Regions from separate parts of the Mus musculus genome. Here regions 2 and 3 are each linked to region 1. A link is a loop called in an ENCODE intact Hi-C map of the cell type or tissue named here. Cell type or tissue: heart. All regions are shown on one strand.

Region 1 (2,500 bases):
AACTCCAGATCCTCTACCTCCTGAAGGCTGAGATTACGGCTGTGTGTCATAATGCCTGTTTTATGAGGTGCTTGGGATAGAACCAGGGTCTTCATTCATGCTAAGCAAACCCAGACACTAACAGCTACACCCTCAGTCCTTGACTACGTGTTCTCAATATTGATCACCCAGCCTGGTGACTTTCAGGCCACCAAGCTGTTGGGAACACACAGAAGTGATTAGAGTCTCGTGCTGGCGCAAGACGAGTATGCCTACAAGCTCCCTTGACAGTCTAGAAACGGGGCAATAATAACAGGGGAGACTCGGAGCAAGCAGAATTTAAATGAGACTGTTGGTACCGCCACTGGTGTCCTCTGTAGAACCGAGACAGGGAAATAACTTAAAGATGTAATTTATAGCCTAAAGGAACCAGGAGGCTGAAGACTTAAGTAAAAAGAATCTCAGTGACAAGTGGATTAGCTTTACAAAGAGTCCCTCAACATCTGTCATGTTTTAAAAATTATCCCATCCATGTAACTTGGTAGGATACCAGGAAACATCTAGCTCGAGAAAGGATTAATGGAAAAACGTTTTCTTCGTAAAGTCTATACAGTTAACATTTTCTAAAAATTCATTAAGAGATAAGTAATAGAGGGGCAATTAATCCCGGAACTATCTCCTATTAATTTGTAAAATAATTCAATTAGGGCAGGTGAGTCATAGATCAGTATGCACATCCCCCGGTATAATTCCAAAAAATTAATTTATCCCTGAAATACATCGTCTTTAGGTAAAACGTGCCTGGTCTTGCATCAGCCCCCAGATATTGCAAAAGTTTAGAAAAGTCCGTGTGAAATTGTACAAGACATTTAACTATTATTAATGAGAAATTTGCGGTTTTGAGTATATATTTTGTCTATATATTTAGCGATTATGTATTTACGGTTTAACTATATATTTATTATCTTCTTCACAGAAACCCAACATAAGGGACGGTCTGTGTGCACACAAGATGTGTGCATGACTAGAGCCCTTACGAAGACCAGGACGAGTCGGCAGTTCTGAACCTGGCCACTAGGTGGCGCTGCTATGCTTTGGAAATGGCAAAGCCAAAGCCATGTGCCAACCGCACGGGAGTGCAAGGGGAAGCTGCGCTGCAGCCAGTGTCTGCAGGTGCCTGTGACACAGAACTGTAGCATAGAAGTATGAGAACACAAACTGGACCAGGCATTAAGTGAGCCTGAGCGGGGCAAGAAAACACCGAATCACGAAGTTAGAAAATGCAGACGGTCAGAAGGATAGTACCTTGGCATTACTCTTTCCATGCAGCATTTTAGAAAGGCAGCGTGGATGCTACCCCAGAGCTAGGAAACCCCAGGATACTTGCCTTAGCCTGTTTGCTCTCATGCCTCGACTTTATTTTGGTCGTTCCGATTCCCCACAGCTTCGCGTTGAGTTCTGGGTTTTGTGGAAGCTCATGCATATACTTTCACGAGTTCTGTAAGCGTCCGTTTAATTTTGAACGCTGCTGTCTTACTACCGCCACGGGGCAGGTAGCAGCCTTGCTGAGGCTGCTTTCTTAGCAGGCAAGAGCCATGGTACAATTCCCTGGAATAAAGATCCAGGTCTAGCCTCTTGGGTTTTATGAGGAGGGTGAAAGCAAGCAAGCAAGCAAGCAAGCAAGCAAGCAAGCAAGCAAGCAAAGAAACAAAGAAACAAGAAACAAACAAAACCCAAGGTGTATTTACCAACATTCAGAGCCGGGATCAGAAGCAGATGAGCCTTTCCTAACTACACGACTGGATTTACGTTCCTAGCAACAATAGCTCTTAATTGGATCATGAATTCTTTTAGGAAAGGTTGTCTCCCCAGCTCTTTAAACAAGGCAGATGACAGAGTTAGGTGGAAAAGAATATATTACCATTAATATCTCTGAGAAAAGAAAAATACATTGAAGAAGGCTTAAAACTCTTTTGCTTTTATTTTTCCCTTTTAATGTACTAAAGTAATATATTAAATATATCTTTCTCTAATGAGGCTTAAACGGTCTCTTTCAAGAATTGCTTATAGGTGGCAAGTGTGTTTTAGATAGGAGGAATTTTTTTTTCCCTCGTGCAGTGTTACAGTTTATTGTTAATGACATTTAAAATCATCTTAAGCAGAGAGAGAGAGCACTTGTAACAAGTTGATTCTCATGAAGACAGCAGCTTTAATGTAAGACCGAGAGCAATTTTCCTGGTGCTTAATCTCTAGCGTTTAGTGTTCCAACCCGTGAGGGAAGGATAGTGTCTTTCTCTGGAGGAAATGAGCTATGGGACTCGGCATAGTTCTGAGCATATGGTGTACTACCATGCAGTGTTACTGCCTCAGTGATCATTAGACGCTCCTGACAGACCACCAGAAGTCACCATGCCTTCTGAAGAGGTCTAGCTCTTGCTTCACAGTGTGTACCTAGCTGTCATACTAAAAAAAGTCTTGTTATTTTTGCTCTGGGGAAACGGCCTAGTGTTTAAAGTGCTTA
Region 2 (2,500 bases), 990 kb after region 1:
TTTTAATTATTATTTTGAAATGTTTAATAATCCTAGTGCAGGTTTTACTTTCCAGAATGCACCAGACAGCGACACGCATCTGATCGCTAGGTCTGCTTGCAGTATGAACATTCTAATTTCTAAATGTGTGCTGATTTCGGTAAATTCTCCAGCTGGAACTTAAACTCTGCACCCTGCTAAACTCAACAGGGTAACTTTCAAGGGGTCTTGCTATATCCATTGGAATTGTTTTTAAACTCTTGCCGCACTGGCAGTGGGGACGCAGGCTTCGTCTTACTCCCCAGTCAGTGAACCATTTGCATCCAAACTACAGCTATAGACTGTAATGTGCTGTTCTTGGAAGGTTGTTTCTAAACCTATTCCCTCCCACGAAAATGCGACTTTGCTTCAAACAAAACAAAACAAAACAACAAGAAAACAAACAAAAACACGTTTCCAACTTTTTCCACAAGCGATACATTTGGCATTAAGAATTCTGCAAGCCCAGTCGGAGCATGTCAGTAACAAACCGGAAACACATCTCCTCCCTGACTGGAGAGCAGAGATTATCCATGCTGTTAAGGGTGAGTTTGATTGTTTTAGTTCTCTGCGATGGTGCTTCTTCACACCTATTCTCGGTTTTCAGGATTATATTGGTATAGCCGAGGCACCTAGCCCACACACACCCTTTACAGTTGCTAATGACTTTCTCTGTGTCCAGGAAATGTACAGGATGTAATATGGGGCTCGAGACAAAGGCTAACACGGTAACTTGAGTACATAACTGCAGCAAACACAGCCGCATAGAATATGTAACAATGTTGGAAACTGTTTTTCAATTTCTTCATTCTCATCTCTCTGGTCTTGCATCCGGTGCAGCAAACTCAGAACACCCAAGCATCGGCTTTTTATATTTCTAAACATTTCTGTGTGCTTGCCGTATTGTTTGAACCAAAACCAACCAAATGCATCGCAGCCTTCCACCTTCTCTACCTGGAAAGGTGTTTTATCTCCTTCCAAGTTTCCAGACTCCAAAGAGGCCTTGAGGCCGGAAGCAGTTCGGTGCTCTGCGCCCCCTCCTGGCAGCCATTTATATTGCAGCCTGAGCTCTTGAAGGCTCTAGCCTGTTTGTACATAGCTAGATTTCAGGTAACATCTTGCACAGTTAGGATTTCGTTCCTTTAAAAAACAACAACAACAAAAATAATAGGTCGACGTTGTGATTGGTTTTCATAGATTTTGAGTCGATTTAATGTTTAAGTAGAGTGTGAAATCAGAAGTGTCAAAATAGTGACCACGGAATAGGTAAAACATGTTATTAGCAGTTACATTTTGCCTGCTCTGTGTTTAGAGATGTGTTCATGTGGTGAGAAGTGTAATGACATGGTGTCTGGTGTTTTCTTCAAGATATACCAAAAGCAAGAGCACATTAAAGGTGTAAACCAAATATACCCAATAAAATTTAAATTTTGAATCTTAATTTTCTAACCAAGATCCAGACAAATAGACATGAGTCCTTTCTCTCTGTGCTTCTGTAAATATCTGTTTTCTTTCCGAAATGACATTTGGACGTCTCACTCTGCCCTGCCATTAGAAAGTTAAAGCAGAATCGTTCCTGTGTATCTTTGGGGATAGAGACGGGAATGAGGCCCTCACTAAAGGTGCCAGCAGAAAGTAGGGGATAGCCTCCAATTCAGGAAGACTTGGGTAAGGTCTTGGATAAAGACCCAGGGCACTGGCTGCACTGTCTCCACCCTGGTTCACATCTGGGATCAGAGGAGAGAAATCTGGCTTCTGGCGAAGGTGAAGGATATCTCTCCCTTGAGGGGGGTTGGTACAGCCAGTTAGAGATAGAAGCAAGACCAGAGGGAAAGAAAAGAAGCCCCCAGGCCCCAAGATTCAGGTGGGGTCTGTGCCTCCTGTTCACTCTGGGCTGGGGGCGTATACATTGTTTCTATGATGAACTTTGTGGAATTGAAACTTACATTGTGTTCATGTCCCTAAACCCCCAACAGCAAACAGCCCTCACCTGGTAGAGCAAGAGTACGGAATGAACGTGACTTCGTTCTACGTGAGGTTGAGATGAATCACCACTGAATAGTGTCAGCAAGAGTTCAGTGAGTAGCGCCAAAACAGCAACACACACAATCACATACACCTACAAACACAAACATGTGTGTATGTGCACAAACAAATATACAGAAATACACACATTAGCACCATAGAGATAATACACACATGCATACAGTATGAATCATATATATAGAATGTATTATACACACAGCAGGGATTATACACACTGTATTGGGATTATACATATATAGTGTATATTACATACAGTTATATGCATACATACACACAGGAGATCATATCTCAAAGCTTACTCTCTCTGAACTAAAACTTTCTAAGTTGAAGCTCATGAACAGTTCTTTTGTTTTTAGTAAGTTGTGCATGTTTCTGGTTTTGCCATATTAATCTGAAATCAGACCCCCTTACTCCTCTAAGCTACAGGGCTGGTTGG
Region 3 (2,500 bases), 99 kb after region 1:
TTCTTATAGGGATGTGTGAATGTTTCTGTCAGAATCTGCTGACAGGTAGAGAGTGATGATGGTGGTGGTGGTGGTGGTGGTAGTGTTGTTGTTCATGCTGGTACTTTACTTTGAAGTCCTTCAGTCCTTGGACTCTATATGAAAAAACACATCTTCACATGGACAGGGGCTGAGGGGCTAAATGGGAGAGTGTAATTTGAGTTGAATCCTCTGTCTAACACCTCCTCAATCCTTATTATTTTTTTCTTTATTGAAAATAGGTTTTTCCTTTTATACTGCATCCTTATTATAATTTCCCCCTCTTTCTCATTCCTCCCAGTTCCTTCGTACCTCTCCACCTCTCCAGTTCCACCCCATTTCTGTCTCTCAATATAAAGAACAGGCTTCTAAGAGATAACAACCAAACATGACTAAATAAAACATAATATGAAGTAAAAACTATCATATCGAAGTTGGACACAGTATCCCAACAGGAGAAAAAAGGTCCCAAGAGCAGGCTCAGGAGTCAGAGACCCACTTGTTCTTACAGTTAGAAGTCCCATAAAAGTACTAAGCTAATAGTTAGAGTATGCAGACCCATGTAGGCCCCGTGCTTGCTGTTTCAGTCTCTGTGAACTCAAATGCACCTAGTTTAGTGACAGCTCGGGTTGGAGAAGGTAAAGAACGAGGGGAACACTCCTCCATTGTGGTGGGGGGTACAGATTTGTACAGCCACTATGGAAATCAATGTGGTGGTTTCTCAGAGAGGGAGAAGGAGAGGGAGAGGGAGAGGGAGAGGGAGAGGGAGAGGGAGAGGGAGAGGGAGAGGGAGAGGGAGAGGGAGAGGGAGAGGGAGAGGGAGAATAAATTGGAGGTCTCCATCAAATCCCTCCTCTCAGAGCTCAGAGAATCCCAAGAGGAGGAGGAAGTGGAAAGGTGGGAGAGCCAGTGAGAGTAGAGGACACCAGGAGAATCAGGCTCTCGGAACCCTGGTAAGCAGGCTCAATCCTTGTTCTTCAACCCCATAACTGTCCTTTATTGAGGTTTCATAGAAAACATTGAACTTTGAATTCACTTTCTGAAAATGCTGAAGTTTCACAGCCTGCTATTTAGCATAACTTAAAAAAATCACTCCTGCCATTTACATCTCATCCACTTCCCAGTTACCCCTCCACAACCCCATCCCACCTGCCCTCTCCCCCCTCCCATTCGCCTCGATGAGGGTGATCCTCCTGCCCTCTCCCCCCTCCCATTCACCTCGATGAGGGTGATCCTCCCTCTATTCACCCACTCCTGCCCCACCGCTCCAGCATCCCCCTACACTGGGGCATCAAACCTTCACAGGACCAAGGGCCTCCCCTCCCAGTGATGTCAGACAAGTCCATCCTCTGCTACATATATATTTGGAGCCATGGATCCTTCCCTGTACACTCCTTTGTTGGTCTAGTCCCTGGGAACACTGGGTGGTCTGCCCAGTCAACATTGTTCTTCCTATGGGATTGCAGTCCCCCTCTGCTTCTCCAGTTTTTCTGCCAGCTCCCTCACTGGGGTCCCCAAACCCAGTCTGATGGTTGGCTGCAAGCATCCGCATCTGCATTGCTGGTAGAATCTCCCAGGAACAGTCATACCAGGCTCCTGTTAGCAAGCACCGCTTGGCAACAGTGTTGAGGCTTAGTGTCTGCACACAGGATGGATTCCAGGTGGGGTGGTCCTGAGATGATCTTTCCTTCAGTCGCTGCTCCATTTTTTGTCCCTGTCTTTCCTTTGGACAGGAAGATTTTTGGGTTAACACCTTAGAGCTGAGAGGGTGGCCCCATCCTTTGACTGGGGGCTGATAGCACAGCTGTTTAAAGATGTATTCTTAGAAGTCACAGGGAAGCTCTTTCCCCCTTATGTAAGACACAATCCCTTCTCAGCCTCCCATGCATAGGCCCAACTGTTCCTCCATATTCTCTTACCATTAATGCTCCTGGTAAGTATAACTGCCAAACTTTAAAAGAACACTCAGCAGTCACCTGCATCTACAGTTTATGAAGCTCTTAAAGCAATACGTGTGGACAGCCCCTTTCTGATAGCCTCACAAGGGACCAGTGCATTACTTTCTCAAAGGCCTTTCTGCTCTTAGCATTCATTTCAGTAACAACAAAGCCTTTTGCTTCTATGGTGGGATGTGGTCCCCCAAAGTTGGAATTCTTTCCTGTTCTTTTGATCAGTGGGATCATAGTGACAAGCGATTGTGTGTGTGTGTGTGTGTGTGTGTGTGTGTGTGTGGTTTAAAAGAGATATTCCTGCATACATGTATGTCAGCAGAGATATTTACTTTAGAAGCAGGGGGAAATAAATTCAAAATATAGCTTATGCTGAGCTGTGATGGGATGAGTATAATCACATCAATTCATTCTTTTACCATGCTGATACTTGGTACTGATTATTAGTAGTGTGGATTATTAAAATGTCCCATTAATATAAGGAGTCTAATTTTTTAGGTGACTAAACTATTGTAAAGAGTTAAAATGTACCG

What was found. Peaks named below come from ENCODE experiments on the same cell type or tissue, not always from the same donor. Only the 100,000 strongest peaks of a DNase experiment are listed, where the experiment ranks them.
Region 2: it touches region 1 in a loop (25-fold over the local background); 16 of 42 quality-filtered maps call a loop at or near these places.
Region 3: a loop joins it to region 1, with 2.3 times the contacts of the local background. A loop is called at or near these places in 3 of 42 quality-filtered maps.

The regions. Positions count from the first base shown.
Region 1 is chr8:18,563,404-18,565,903 of GRCm38, reverse strand. No RefSeq gene overlaps it. Among named protein-coding and RNA genes, the nearest start is that of Gm35740, 19 kb to the right of the region's middle. In heart, no CTCF peak of the experiment used is centred here; a DNase peak (open chromatin) is centred at 1,083; H3K27me3 peaks cover 779 bases.
Region 2 is chr8:17,572,817-17,575,316 of GRCm38, reverse strand. It overlaps Gm39137 (a long non-coding RNA gene), which reads right to left. Exons shown (of 3, transcript XR_870169.1): 3 at 902-1,158. Among named protein-coding and RNA genes, the nearest start is that of Gm39137, 12 kb to the right of the region's middle. In heart, a CTCF peak has its summit at 1,061 (motif pointing left); no DNase peak of the experiment used is centred here.
Region 3 is chr8:18,464,010-18,466,509 of GRCm38, reverse strand. No RefSeq gene overlaps it. Among named protein-coding and RNA genes, the nearest start is that of Gm24469, 47 kb to the left of the region's middle. In heart, no CTCF peak of the experiment used is centred here; no DNase peak of the experiment used is centred here.